Linked DNA regions of Mus musculus: regions 1 and 2 are each linked to region 3. Evidence: chromatin loops called from intact Hi-C (ENCODE). Cell type or tissue: heart. All regions are shown on one strand.

The links. Peaks named below come from ENCODE experiments on the same cell type or tissue, not always from the same donor. Only the 100,000 strongest peaks of a DNase experiment are listed, where the experiment ranks them.
Region 1: it touches region 3 in a loop (9-fold over the local background); 3 of 42 quality-filtered maps call a loop at or near these places.
Region 2: a loop joins it to region 3, with 2.1 times the contacts of the local background. A loop is called at or near these places in 3 of 42 quality-filtered maps.

What each region holds. Positions count from the first base shown.
Region 1 is chr11:43,927,133-43,932,132 of GRCm38, forward strand. No RefSeq gene overlaps it. Among named protein-coding and RNA genes, the nearest start is that of Gm12153, 29 kb to the right of the region's middle. In heart, no CTCF peak of the experiment used is centred here; DNase peaks (open chromatin) are centred at 509 and 2,229; H3K27me3 peaks cover 191 bases.
Region 2 is chr11:44,114,470-44,119,469 of GRCm38, forward strand. All of the region lies in intron 5 of Gm12153 (a long non-coding RNA gene), which reads left to right. Among named protein-coding and RNA genes, the nearest start is that of Gm12153, 160 kb to the left of the region's middle. In heart, a CTCF peak has its summit at 2,231; no DNase peak of the experiment used is centred here.
Region 3 is chr11:44,321,631-44,326,630 of GRCm38, forward strand. No RefSeq gene overlaps it. Among named protein-coding and RNA genes, the nearest start is that of Il12b, 76 kb to the right of the region's middle. In heart, no CTCF peak of the experiment used is centred here; a DNase peak (open chromatin) is centred at 1,911.

The DNA of each region.
Region 1 (5,000 bases), 390 kb before region 3:
TGCGGAAAGGAGAGAAATATTGTGTGCGGCAGGAGCCAGTGAGGCTGGAGACTGGCTCCTAAAGCCACTGCCATTAAATGACTCAGCTCTCAGCAAGCTTCAGAGTGTGCTGTGTCAGGGGGTGTCCCTCTGCTGTGGGATTAGAGGGGCAGCTGGTCCAGGAATGCACCATGTATCACTGTCATCTGCCCTGGGTTCAGCTCTGACACTGGAGGCTTGTGGATAGCACGGTGTGTAACACTGGGCAAGTGATGCAATCTCTTTGGACCGTAGCTTTTTTTTTTTTTTTTTTTTTTTGGTAATCTGTGAAACCAAGACAAAAATACATCCATCATTTAGGAACATTTCGGGAAATATAAGTATGATAGGATTTAGACAACACCCGACACCCACAAGGCTTATCATTAGGCCCACAGCTGTGTATCCTGAACCCACTTGCAGGGCCCACCTCTCCCTGTGAGCTTCTCTCTACCAGCCTGCTCTGGGTTATGTAACCACTTGGCTTTTGTGGCCTTCGGAGAGCCTGGCCACACAGAGGGTGTTCTGTGACCCAGTAGCACTCTCCTTTGGGCACACTCCAGTCCTCCTGAGCCAGACTGCATTTAACGATGTCCCCAAGAGGTATGGGGGCACAGTCAGGTTTAGAGTCAGGTTAGAACTTTGGAAGGCCACCTGAAGAATAGATATGACCTAGGTTTCCTCCTCTTTATTGGGGATTCAGTCCAATGCTTAGTTCAAATCACAAGAGTACAAGAAATAATCTGTGGGCCTCTGTGTGACACTATTTCTGTCACATTTCCTTTGCTCTTGTTGCATGTCACATCTGAGGCATGCCCAGCTCCAACATTTGGTCCATTCTGTGGTTGTGAAGACTGAGGCAGAGCTGGGAGTGAGTTTAAGTGTACAGGTACTGGATGCCAGGCAGAGTCAAGTTCCAATTCTGGGCTTGCCTCTCGGTCCACCTTGCTTCACAGCCAGACAGTAAAAAGCTGTAGATTCTTTTTCTTCTTGGGTACCTGGTAATGGTTTGCCCCTGTGTCCCACGACTTCATTCCCTAAAAGTGGTGTGGATACAGGTTTTTGTTCAGCTCATGTGAGCATGGTGCCACACATTAGGCTTCTGTTCCCTTATCATTTCCATTCCCTGCTCCTCCTGAGACCTACACTGCTAGCATCTTAGTTGTATTACAGATGGCAAAATTTTTGCTTCAAGTGAGGAAGGTGCTTAAAGGTAGGGGAGCAGGGCAGGGGGAAGGTATAGAGAACTTTTGGGATAGCACTTGAAATGTATATAAAGAAAATATCTAATAAAAAATAATCAAAAAAGAAAGAAAGGAAGGAAGGAAGGAAGGAAGGAAGGAAGGAAGGAAGGAAGGAAGGAAGGAAAGGAAGAAAGAAAGAAAGAAAGAAAGGAAGAAAGAAAGAAAGAAAGAAAGAAAGAAAGAAAGAAAGAAAGAAAAGGAAGTGGGACTGGAATGGGAGGCACCCATCTCTCCTTCCTGGCAGCACCGATTGTTCTACCCACAGTGCTCTCTGAGTTTGCACAGCAAACTTCTTGACATCTTCCATCTCCATTCCTAGAAGTTCCTTCCCTTGCAAGCCATAGCCCTTTACACTCATTTGGACCTACTCTTCTTTTGGTAAGATACTGCCGCAGCTCCTGAGCAGGTAGCCCCTGTGTGTGCAGGAGCAGTTTGTAAGTTGTCCCAGAACAATGATTCCCAGGGAGTAAGTGCCCAGTAAGTGAGCATAAAATGAACACAGCTCACTGTATAGCTTGACTCTTTCACCTGGGCAGTATCTGTACAATGGGGAGACTCCAACATGACTCTTTTATACCCTAGAGCATCTAGGACAGTTCCAGAAGGCTATGCTGTTAGTATTTGTCCCTGTAAAGCTATGTGTTTCCCCCAGTTACTCCTTTGCTCATAACCTTTTGTTGACAGTCCAGATAAACATTGGTATTCTGTCTCCTGGCTTTCTTATTTCCGTGTAGGACAAGAAGAAGTGAAGTCTCTGCATATTCCCTGCTTATCGCACCTCAGGGCCCTGTGCAGATTCTTGGTGAGGAGATACCTGACCTGAGAGGACACCATGGACTGAGTTCCACATCTCTGTCACAATGGCTCCTCTGACTACAGCCCGGTCCTGACTCACATGCCTGGCAGAGGCCCATGGGAGGCCAGAGCCTGTCCTCTCTCTGGATCCTTGGCACAAACCAGTGCCAACAAACTAGAGGAGGAATCTTTGCCTTTGAGGTAGGAGCCAGCAGGGCTGTTGCAGATCGGCTAAGAAAATAACTCCTCCCAGTCTCCTGAGGTTCAACCAAGGGCAACAGCCAGAGTGGGATGGGCCGATCTCCCTGGGAGGGCCGGAAGCTGCTGGTGATAACAGCGGAGCTCAGGTGAATGCTTTCTGGTCAGAAGCTCAGATGTGAAAGTCTATGACTATGCTTCTGTTGACAGGCTGGAGTCTCATGTTCATCTCTTGGCTTGGCATCTGCATGCTGTGGCTTACAAGCTGGGTGGGCAGGGGCTCGTTTGTACAGTTTCTTACAAGAGCACAGGTAGGGGTTATTTACAGGAGCACTTTATCTTGTTAGTGGCTAACGCCACCGAAGAGCATAACTCTTCGTCACTCCAGCAACCACTAACTGCCTGTATCACCCCACGGAGGGGTGGAGCCTTGGGAGGTCTTCATTCTTTCATAAAGGAATATTGATGGGACAAGTCATGTATGGGTCTTACACAGATAATTACAGAAGCTGAGTATTTTCATGTGCAGTGGCCACATCCTGTCCAGAGGGCAGCATTCCACAACATTCCTTCCTCTGTCTCTTAGATTCTTTCAATTCCCTCTTTCTTGGTATTCCGTGGACCTTGGAGGGGCTGATAAGAGAGGGACACTCCCTTCTGTTTCCAGGGATGAGGAAATCCTTTTGGTTTGATTAGATGAGAAGAGGGGCTGAGGACCTTTCTCTTCAGTAGCCCAATCCCAGGAGGGCTAACTGTATTCATGGTTCACCACCCATCTGTTATAGGAATCTTGCCCTTGAACCCTTCATCTTTAATGCTATGGATAGGAGAGGATTTGCTGCAACATATTTATGGTCTGGAAGCTTAGTCCCCAGTATGGTACCATCAAGGATATAGAACCCTTAAGAGGAGCTCAACCCACAAATGGATCAATGCTGCCCTACAGTTGTGCATCAGGTCTTATTAGAGAAGCTCTGTTAGAGAGCCTGGCCCTTCTCCAGGGCTTTGCTCCCTCTCTCAATACTCATGGTCTCTCACACATTCTCCTCCCATCTGCTGTGTTGGACATAGCCAGAAGCCCTTCCTCAGGGCTCGAAGAGATGGGCCATCCAGTTGTAAGCTCTCATCCTCTAGAATTGCGTGCTAAGTACACCTCTTTTTCTTTGTAAAGTACCTAGCTTCTGGCATTATGGGAATGGAAAGTGGATGGAGACATTTATCATCACCCAGTTAGTCTGAATTTAATTCCCTGTAAAGGTAGAAGCAGTTACACCATCAGGGTCACGAAAGTCAGCCTTAAAGCAGGAGAGGCAAATAAGAGGGGGGGACATCATGACTGGGAGGAGAGTCTCTGAGTCCAGCTTTCACAGTGGCCTCTCAGATGTCCACCTACTGCTTCTTAATCCCTTGAAAGGCTCCTCTCTTAGCTAGGATCTCATCCTACCCATTCACCTCACCTCATAAGCGTTTGGTAGGTGGCAGGTGGCTGAGACTTGGGTGTAGGCAGGGAAAGAAGTGTAAATGACTTGTCTGGATGGCAAGGAGGTGGCTTGGCCTTTTCACTTCAAGGACTCCTGTCAGCAGAAGCAGCCTCCTCACCCTACAAATGGTCTGGAATCTTTTTTTTTTTTTCTAGACAGGGTTCTCTGTATAGCTCTGGCTGTCCTGGAACTCACTTTGTAGACCAGGCTGGCCTCGAACTCAGAAATCTGCCTGCCTCTGCCTCCCGATGGAATCTTTTGTTTTGTTTGTTTTTGTTTTTTTACAGATAGGTTTTCATTGGGAAGCTTTGGGTATCCTGGAATTAGCTCTGTAGATGAGCTAGGTCTGCTTTTGCCTCCAAGTGCTCAGATTAAAAGTGCATCACCAAAAACAAAAAAAAAGTGCATCACCACTGTGTGGCTTTGGAATCTTTGTAAGAGATACTATAGTGTGTTTGGGGGCCAAGAGAAGTGGAGGCACCCACTAGTTTTCCTGTGGAATGGAATAGAAGGGAAAGGTGAGCCTGGGTAGGTAGCAAACTCTTAGGTCTTCATCTCTAAGCATGCCACTTCCTATATTGTGCAGGGACATTGCATAAAGGCCATGGAGATTCGGTGGCTTTCTGAGGAGGATCTCCAAGGAGATCAAGAGACCTCACAGTGAAGGCTCTTAGTGTTTCCTGGGATTAGGGTTCTGTGCCCTATGCAGGGTACACAGAGTGTAGCCATGCCATACTTAAGGGGGCAGTCAAGAAATTAGTAGTTTCATGACAGATAGAGCCACCCATCTAGTTCATGACTGGGAAGCAGAGTGGGTAGAGTGTTCTCACAGGTCTCATGTAACCCTTCACTCTGGCAGATGGAGGCTTAGAGTAGGAAATCAATTGAGTTCTTGTTTGTTAGTTTTAAAGAAAGGAGACAACTATTAAACTTAATTCTGAGGTTCAGAGTTTGCATGTGTCGTCTGGGTTTTGGTGTGAGACACAGTTGGGTGACAAGGGTTTTCTTCTCTGTTCCCTGTGTTCTCTTTTTCCTTGGTTTTCCTCAGATTCCCTCACTTTCGTGAACATTCTTTGGGGGTCTACAGCTGAGGGTGAGTAGAGAACACTTATGGTGGGCAGACAGCACCTGCCTGGCTTGTGGGGGAAGACACACACATCAGCCAGTCCTATACACAAAAATTATAACCTAGGGGTAAGACCTACTGCCTTAGGGGTGATCTGATGTGGGGGTGTGCAGGTGCAAGGGGATGGGGTTAGGAGAA
Region 2 (5,000 bases), 210 kb before region 3:
GCTAAACCCCAGGACCACTGATCCCCAGTTAGTGGTGTCCATAAATTCGGATGCACTCTGTCTTCAGAAGAAAAAGGTTCCAAAAGGAAGCCCTTTCCCACAGATGCAGTTTGGCCCTCATGGTATGGCATTAGATGCTACAGCAATTTACTGTGGTTTGAGTGTGAAACCTCTCCTATCCTATAGGCTCATGTCTTTGATAACTAATTTCCCAGTTGGTGGTGCTGTTTTGGAAAGGTTGTAAATGTTTTAAGAATTTGAACATGCCTGGGTGAAGTATTTCGGGGAAGACTGGCCTTAGAATTTAAAGACTGGTCCCATTTCCTGTCCTCTCCCTGTTTCCTGTCTGCAAATATGCTGTGGTCACTCCCTTCAAGTTCAAGCTGCCATGCCTTCCCTTCTTAAACACTGATTCAAAATAAACCCTTCCATCCTTCAGTTACTTTAGGCCGGTATTTTGTTACAGTCACATAAGAAAAGTAACGAATACAGAATATATTCCAATTGCATAAAGGCTCAGGCATGATAGAAGTGTGTATTTTGCCATCCCATAAGTCCTGTTTAGCCTAAGACTTGTCAGTTCAGGGATATGACTTAGAACTTCTCTCTGATGGCTTGACTTGTTCCTGTAGGCTTGCCTTCCTTCATTGTTTATACTGAGCTGGTAAAAGAAAGGCAACAATGAAAATTTCCTACTTCTCTTCACCCATGGCCTGTAACTGCTTGCGTCATTGTCAGGAGAATGTGGCCACACAGTCACAAAGTCATCTTTAGTAGGGAAGGGGTGTACTAGGGATGACGACGAAACAGGTTTTGATGTAGTTTGTAATATTGGAACCTCTGTCCTTTCCAAATTCTGTGTAGAATGAAGATTTAGAGAAGGCCAACAAGGTTGAGACTAGGATGGAGTAGACAGGAAAGAGCTGATATCAGGGAGAAAAGGAGGAAAGAAAAGGGAAAACTGTACATTTCATTACTGGGAGGCTGGAGAAATATGAATTTGGCCTCTTAAATGTATTATGATAATGGTGAATTTTATAAGTGTGATAATAGTGTTATAATAGAAAATAATGACCTTAGATGATCTCTAAAGATGTGGTTGGAGGTGAGGTGTTGTAATAGCAGTAGCTTGCTCACAAATGATCCTCCCAGTGCTCACACCTACTGTGGTGCATATGGAATAGGTAGGAAAAGATCAAATGGGCGGAAATGTTTATAGTAGGCTTTTGTGGCTATGTATAGACATGGAACAAATCCTTTAGATACTGTATAAAATAAAGTAGACTGAATTTAGGGTAAATCTTGACTTTGGGAGTCGAAAGAGCCCAGGAGTAAGGGTAACACATAAGCTCTAAGACCAGCAAAGATGATGAGGGAGCTTGCAGAGCATTTGGCTAGACTTCCTAATATGCTAGAAGCAACGATTCAAAGGCAAGCCAGGGACAGGCCTAGACAGATGGCTCGGGTACATGTTCAGAGTTCATCTAAATGGAACAAGTTTGAATAAAGGTAAGTAATTTAACTCACTTTACTATCACTGCATACTCAAGAGCCAGATCTATGCTAGAGACTATGAATACACAGATCTCGTACGTGAAAGAGAAAAGTCAGACTTCGGAGGTTAGAATCTAGTGAGTAGAGAGATAACAAGTGACTATAAAACAGTATGATGTTACAGCTGTGACAAGTTAGAAGGGAGACATTCATGGTGCTTCGGAATACCATGATGTCTAATTTTTGGTTATAAATGGTATTTAAGCTAAGATTTGTAGGATGGAGATATTCTCTCTCTCTCTCTCTCTCTCTCTCTCTCTCTCTCTCTCTCTCTCTCTCTCTCTCTCTCTTTCATGTGTGTGTGTATGTGTGTAAGACCATACAACATATATGGATACATCCTCTTTGGTTAGTAGAAGCATGGCGGGTTTGCACAATAGATAGATCAGTATAGCTGCAGGTAGTGCATGTGTATGGTGACATCAGTGATGAGAGGGACCAAGCTATGTAAGTTGTTAGTGGAGTTGAGCTTTTATTCTGTGTCTTAGGAAGGCATGGAGTATAGGTTAGTGTTTGTTGTAAGCAGCATAATCTTTGTTGCTGCTTAGTAGGGAAGGTATACAGCACAAACATAGGGGACTTCTGTAGCTGCCTCAAGACAGAATGAGAGAGGGTGGAAGGGCCTGAGAACAGGAGACTTTTAAGCTCAGGGTCATGGGTTCGTTCCCTGCATTGAGCGCCATCTATTGTGTGTAATTTTAAAAAGCCTGTGCTTGGTCCAGCTAGGCTCTGGGACCAGCAGCTGCATCCGTCTCACAGCTCCCCCTGCTAGCTCTCTCTCTCTCCTGGTCTCCTGGTCTCCTGGCTTGCTGCATGTTCAATTCCACATGCGGCTGTCTGGCCATGGTTCTCTGGCTGTCTGGCCATGGTTCTTTGAGGCTGGCTTGCTAAGCCAATCAGGCCATCCACGCCCATGTGGCTGGTCTGTAGAATGCCAGTGACCTCCCAGGTCTCACTCAGTACCCTTTAGCTCCGTGAAAGGAAAAGACTAGAGATTTTTATATTTACACCCAGCCAGATTTGTATCCATAAATCTCCAATTCCAAAATGTTCATGCAAAAAACACACAATTCAGTTACCATATTTATAAACTGCACACCTAGGTTGGGTAGATAGACTGCTACACTACTCTATTCCCCAGCTATGAGTTCCCTAGCTACTTACAGTCAAAGATCCAAAACTTATCTACAACAAAATCATGGAAGAAATTTCCTAACCTAAAGAAAGAGATGCATAATACATACAAGAAGCTTACAGAACACAAAGTAGAGTATACCAAAAAAGAAAAGTTCCCTGCCACATAGTAATCAAAATACTAAATATACACAAAGGATATTAAAAACCACAGGGATAAAGATCAAGTAACATAAATGCAGACCTATTAGAATTATTCCAGACTTCTAAACCAAGACTTGAAAAGCCAGAAGGGCCTGGGCAGATGTCTTACATTTTCTAGAGGCCAGCCCACATATCTACACTTCTAGACAGATTCCATTTACAAAAGTTAAGGTCAAGATCAGGTAAGGTACCTAAATAGTCCTATCATCCCTTAAGGAAATAGAACCAGTCATTAAAAGTCTCCCAACCAAAACAAAACAAAACAAAACAAAAAAAACAAAAAAACAAAAACAAAACCCAGGTCCAGATAGTTTTAGTGCAGAATTCTACAAGACTTTCAAAGAAGACCTAACACCAATACTCTCCAAACTATTCCATAAAGTAGAAATAGAAGAAAAACTGCCAAATTTATTCTGAGCCCACACTTCCACTGATACCACACAAACACTCAACAAAGAAAGAGCATCTCAGAATAATTTCCCTTATGAACATTAATGCAAAAATACTCAAAAAATACTTGCAAACCAAATTCAAGAACTCATCAAAGACATCGTCTACCATAATCAAGAAGGCTCCATCCCAGGGATGCAGGGGTGGTTCAATATATGAAAATCCATCAATGTAACTCACCATATAAATAAACTGAAAGAAACAAAAGTATGGTCATCTCGTTAGATGTTGAAAAAGCCTTTGACAAAAACTAACACCTCTTCATGTTAAAAAGTCTTCTAGAGATCGGTGATACAAGGAACATACCTAAACCCAATAAAGATAACATACAGCAAGCCATTAGCCAACATCAAGTTAAATGGAGAGAAAGTTAAAGAATCCCATTAAAATGAGGGACAATACAGGGCTGACCACTCTCTCCCTATCTCTTTACTATAGTTCTTAAAGTTCTAGCTAGAGCAATAAGCCAACTAAAGGAGATCAAGGTGATACAAATTGGAAAGAAGTCAATGTATCACTACTATTCATGGATTAAGATATGATGATATACATAAGTGAACTGCAAAATTCTACCAGGGAACTTCTACTGCTGATAAACACCTTTAGCAAAGTGGCTGGATAAAAAAATCAACTGAAAGAATTTTGTATTCCTCTTTTCTACAAGTGATAAATAAGTTAAGAAAGAAGTTAGGGAGACAATACCCTTCATAATAGCCACAAATAATTTAAAATATCTTGGTGTAACTTTCTTTCACCAAGCAACTAAAAGACCTGTATGATAAAAACTTCAAGTATCTGAAGAAAGAATTTGAAGAAAATTCTTCAGAAAATGGAAAGATCTCTCATGCTACTGGATCAGTAGGATTAATATAGAGAAAATGGCCATCTTACCAAAAGCCATCTACAGATCCAACGTAATTCTTTACAAACCTTGAAAAAAATAATTCTCAACTTCATAAGGAAAACTAAAACATCCAGGGTAGCTAAAACAATCCTGTACAATAACATAATTTCTGAAAGTATCACCATCCCTGACTTTAAGCTACTGAGCAATCGTTATAAAGACTATATGATAGTGGTATAGAAACTGATGGGTTGATCAATGGAATAGAATCAAAGACCTAGAAATAAACTCCACACCTATGGACACTTAGTTTTTGACAAAGAAACCAAAAGCAATGGAAAAGGCAGAGCATCTCAACAAACGGTGTTGGCCTAACTGGATGTTTGCAAGCCCCCAAATGCAAATAAATCCATATTTATCATTCTGCACAAAACCCAAAACTAGGTGGATCAAATACCTCAGTTTAAAACCAGATACACTAAATCTAATAGAATAGAAAGTGGGAAATACCCTTGAGCCCATTGGTGCTTGGTACAGGAGACAAGTTCCTGAACAGAACACCAATGGCTCAGGTACTAAGATCAACAATTAGTAAATAGGGCTCCATGAAAATCAAAAGCTTCTGTAAGTCCTTTGACTGTCACTGTCACTGACACTGTCAATAGAACAAAATCACAGCCTACAGATTAGGAAAAGATCTTCAACAACCCTTTATCAGACATAGGGTTAATATTCAAAATATATAAAGAACTCAAGAAGTTAGGCACCAACAACCCAAATATCCAATTCAAAAATGGGATATAGAGCTAAACAG
Region 3 (5,000 bases):
TTGCTGATTCACTTTGAGCTTTGAATATTTAGGCATCGATAAATAAGGATCTTTAAGGGTACAGCTTCCCGTTCTCAGAATAGAAAAGGAGCCTCAGGCTGGGGAGTAATAGGAGAAAGATGCAGATCAATAAGACATAATTGGAGGACTCAAGGACAAGGTAGCAGGACGTGCAGAGGCGGCTCAGCCTTTGACGGCATCATCATCACAGTCCTTTGATACTGTTCTACAGAGAACTGTGGATATACCAGTGTTTATTTGACTGTGCATCTCACAGTGCCTAAGCAGAGCCCCTGGTGATCTCCTCTCCACAAGAGTCAGGATCTCACCAGTGACTGCCGAAGAGATGTTGTTAAGCCCCAGTACTGTACTAGTCACCCAGAGGTCCATAACCACACTGACTACCCAGTGACTACCTGAGCAAGCACAGTATGTAGTATTGGCACACAAGTATGACCAAGTAAGGCCATCACTTAGAGAAGTTGTAGCTCAGCAAGAAAGTAGGCAAAGAAAAAAAAAATACTTGATCCCTGTGGGCAAATTGAAAATAAAAATGTGAGTTGGGTGATAGTCAACCTGGGGAGACTGGAAGCTACCTGAACCACCTCTTCAGGAAGCACAAGTCTTCTAAGAACATGGGCCCTGTCTGAAGCTCTGTCCTCTATCCTAGTCAGATGACTACCAATCGAGTCCAAGCATATTCTAGTTTAATTTCTGTGGCTGTGATTAAAGTATCCTGACCACAAGCAACTTGTGGGAGGCAGGGTTTCTTTCACTCATAATTCCAGGTTCTAGTTCATTGTTGCAAGAAAGTTAAAGTAAGGACCTGAAGCACCCTGGAGTAAAGAGATAGAAATGCCTGTGATGTAATGCACTTCCTCTACTCCTATGTAGTCAGGGCCAAAAACTAAGGAAAAAAAGTGGTACCACCCACTTTTCGCCTGGATCTTCCCACATTGATTAAAGCATCAACACACACACACAGACACACACACACACACAGACACACACACACACACACACACACACAGACACTGCCACAGGTCAATCTGATCTAGACAATGCCTCATTGAGACTCTCTTCCCAGATGATTCTAAGTTGCATCAGGTTGGCAATCAAAACTGATCATCACAAGGCCATATACAAACTCAGCAGAAAGTTCATGACCAATGACGACACTGCCACAAGCTAAGAAAGTGTGGACACATGGCATAAGTCCCCCATGATGGTTGTCTTAGGGTTTTACTGCTGTGAACAAACACCATGACCAAAGCAAGACATATAAATGACAACATTTCATTGGGGCTGGCTTACAGGTTCAGAGGTTTAGTCCATTACCACTAAGGTGGGAACATGGCAGCACCCAGGCAGGCATGGTACAGGAAGAACTGAGATTTCTACATCTTCATCTGAAGGCTGCTAGCAGAAGACAAGCTTCCAGGCAGCAAGGACAAGGGTATTAAAGCCCACACCCAGAATGACACACCTACTCCAATAAGGCCACGCCTCCAAATAGTGCCACTCCCTGGACCAAGCATATAAAAACTATCACAATGGCTTTCTCAGTCTTGTCCCCTGACATCCTTACCCCATCTTTCCTCCTGGACAAGCAGACCAGAGGTTAGTCTTTCTGTACTCTTTTATTGCGATCAATACCAGTCAGGCTGACCTAAGGGGGGTGGGGGGAAGACTTATTACAAGGATCCAGGATGTCTCTGAGGACCCAGCTGATCAGCTTGACTCTTTACCAGGCAGGTATAACAGTGATCCAAAGGGAACAAGACAGGCAGCTTTGCAGACTGGCTTCCAAAGTCTCCCCCTGTGCCAATCCTAGCTGAGAAGGAATGCAGCTGGATGCTAGCACATGTGGTAAAGAACACTCCAGGGTTTTCACTGCCAACTCAGGATGAGTCAACACCATGAGGTGACTGCCAGAAAAGCCAACGTAATCTTGTGCTCATAAAAGAGAAGTGAGGATACAGCCTGCAGCACTGAGCAACACCCACCAAGGACCACAGAATAGACAGGGACCAGGGAGGACCAGAAATCATGTCCTACCATGAGCACTGGGGTATACTCGGGTGTTCCTGTCTGGTATAGGTTTCAGAAATTGGAGAGAATATCATGGGCTATGGTTTAATGGATTGTAGTCTGGGGTCAGACTGTTTGTTTGAATTGAAACCCCAACATAGGCAGACATTAGGTCCTTGCCACGCATTAGTAATGGACTTCTATTTTACTGTCGCCATAACCTTCTGAAGCTATAACCACAGTCAGTCCATATCATACAGATGAGACAACTGAGGGATTGAGATCCTTGCCAAGGACTACACTGCCAACAGGTTGAAGAAAAGGCTTTGAATATAAGGAGAGTATACTTTTGTTTATTCCCCTACATAGTACCATGTAAACCTGAATCCTTTTTTTTTAGTGTGTCCCAATGCTGCATTAAAAATCACTCAACACAATAGGGTGGTCGCACATATGCACAACACAGCTGTTGTGACAGTATGCACAAAACCTATGCTAGCTCAAGCCAGATAAAATTCCAGCATGAAGATAGGAAATGGGAATGAAACTCAACCCCTAGCTGAGAGACTCTGGGTAATCAATACCTGCTAGGAGGCGGAGCATCAGTTTTCTTTAAGGTTATAGCCTTATAGGTCAGTCAACCCCAGTAGCCACACATCCAAGAGCATAAGAGTGATGCCATTTGGATTTGATATGTTAAAAATAAAATAAAATAAAATAAAATAAAATAAAAGACAAAGGTGGGCAAGTGGGGAAGGGGAGTGTAGATCTGGAAGGAGTAGCAGAGGGTAAATGTGATCAAAACATATTATACAAAATTCTCAAGGAAAAATCACCTGAAGATGTAAAGGCTTAACCCAGATTAAAGGTCTATGTGTTCGCAGACCTGAAATCTTGATAGGACATGCTTATCTTTGCTCTGTTCAAAATCATATGGGATGGTTTGAAGCTGAGGCTAGGGCTAGGTCTGAGGCTGGCAGACAAGATGGGAAGGAAGCTGTACTCTCCAGTTGCTGCCTAGGAAGGGAAGATGGGAAGGCCTAGCACAAGAAGAGCTGGCTCTCGTTGGATGTCACCCTTTGTGGGATCTCCTCATGAGCATGAGGGTTATGAAGCAAACAGACATCTCATATCCTATATCTTGGCTCCCTGAGGACATGTCCCCAGATTCTCAATCACTTGTGCTCAGAGGTCATGCCATGTCCCCTTTGTCACATTCTGTTGGCTGAGGCAGTTGCAAAGATGCTCTTAGGTTCACGAGTTGGGACTCTAAATCAAGTACTTACTGAAGGAGTGTCACCACCACAAAGGGGACCATGTGGGGTGGGACAAACACCAATACACTCATTTTGGGAGAGACTGTCTACAGCAAGCATTCTCAGAATTCCAAGGATGGTCTGAGTGACTTACAATATGCCTCATCCTCACCAAACTCACCCCAGAATTCTGTTCTAGAAGGCATCTCAACCCCATCCTACAGAACAGAGAAAAGAGATGAACATTCAGGCCCTTTCATCTTGTCACCTGTGACTGGAGGATCTAGGAGCCCCAGGAGTGTTTGACCATGAAGCCACCTCCATGCACCCACATACTAGATGGTGACCACAGAGGCAGCTGCATGCATGGTGATGGACTGTGGGAGTCCTGACATCTGCCCGTCAGGCTTCGCCTCAGCCTTGCAGCTCAGAAACCATCCAGCCTTGGGCAAAGCTTTATTTCTCTGTGCTTTGATATTTCTGGAGAAACCCAGGTGCTTGCCTGAAGAGATGAATCAAGACAACGCACGTAAGGTGCTTTGTGCATTGTCTGGGAGCCAGTGAGGATTCTATAAATGTCAGCTTGCTGTCTTTACGGAAGCAACACAACAAAGACGTTTTCAAAGACAAATCTGTAACCACAACCAACAGTACAAATCATACACTCTCAAGCCCAGTTACTGCTCTCTGTCCATTGATGTCGCGATACACGCCTGTGTCAGGACACGGCGACAGAACACTGCGGGGCTCTCGCTGGCTGGGACAATCACACCCCTCTTCTCTCCTCCTCAGATAAACAAGCATGTGGTGGTTCTGCCTCCAAGAGCTCTGCTGTCCTTCCCTGAAGGGGGCCTCAGGTGACTCAGCTAGAAGGACATTCAGTGACTCATCAGGCACCAAGGACTGATTAAACGCCCTCAGATCTTGGGAAGGGAATAAACACCCAAGATACCCAAAGTTCGTTACCATTTCCAGACCCCAGAGGCTCCTCAGACAGGAGACCATCGACTAAATAATCAACTGAGCTTCCTTCCATGAGAGCGGAGGTGTTAGTCATTTGGTACACACACATCCCAGTGTGTGTCAGTATGAAGCACTGTAAGTTCCCTAGCAAAGATGCAGCCTCGTGGCTAGTCTCCTTTCTCACTCAACCCAAGGCTCCCCAGATCGTCCAGAACAGGTAAGTTCCCATTCGTGTCCCTAACTCAGATTGCTTCCAACAGGGATGACCTGGCTATATTGTCCCACAGACCCATCAAACCATTATAGAGGCCCACCATGGACTTACCTTCGTACATCAGATCAGGAACTTTTTCCATGGAGCACCCACAGTCTCACGTGGGTCCTCTTCTGCCCTGCCCCAGCAGGTGATCATCAGAACACCTTGTGCTTTAACCTTCTGATATCTGCCTCAACCCAACAACCTCTAAATCCATCTCTCGGGCCACCCCTAGCTTTTACTTCCTGTCCTAGGAGCTCTGTGGAAGGGACCAGGAACCCTGCTGTTCTCCTGGGACTCTTTAGTGACTCAATGAGGGCTACCCTTACCACTGACTTAGCCACTACAGGCTGAGTTGCATCTCTCCAACTCTCACATGCCCCAACTTCGGCACCTCAGAACATAGCTGTATTTAGAAACAGACAATTTAAAGAGACAACTAGGTCAAAGCCAGGCCATTTAGATGAGTTATCATCCAAGAAAACTGGTACTCG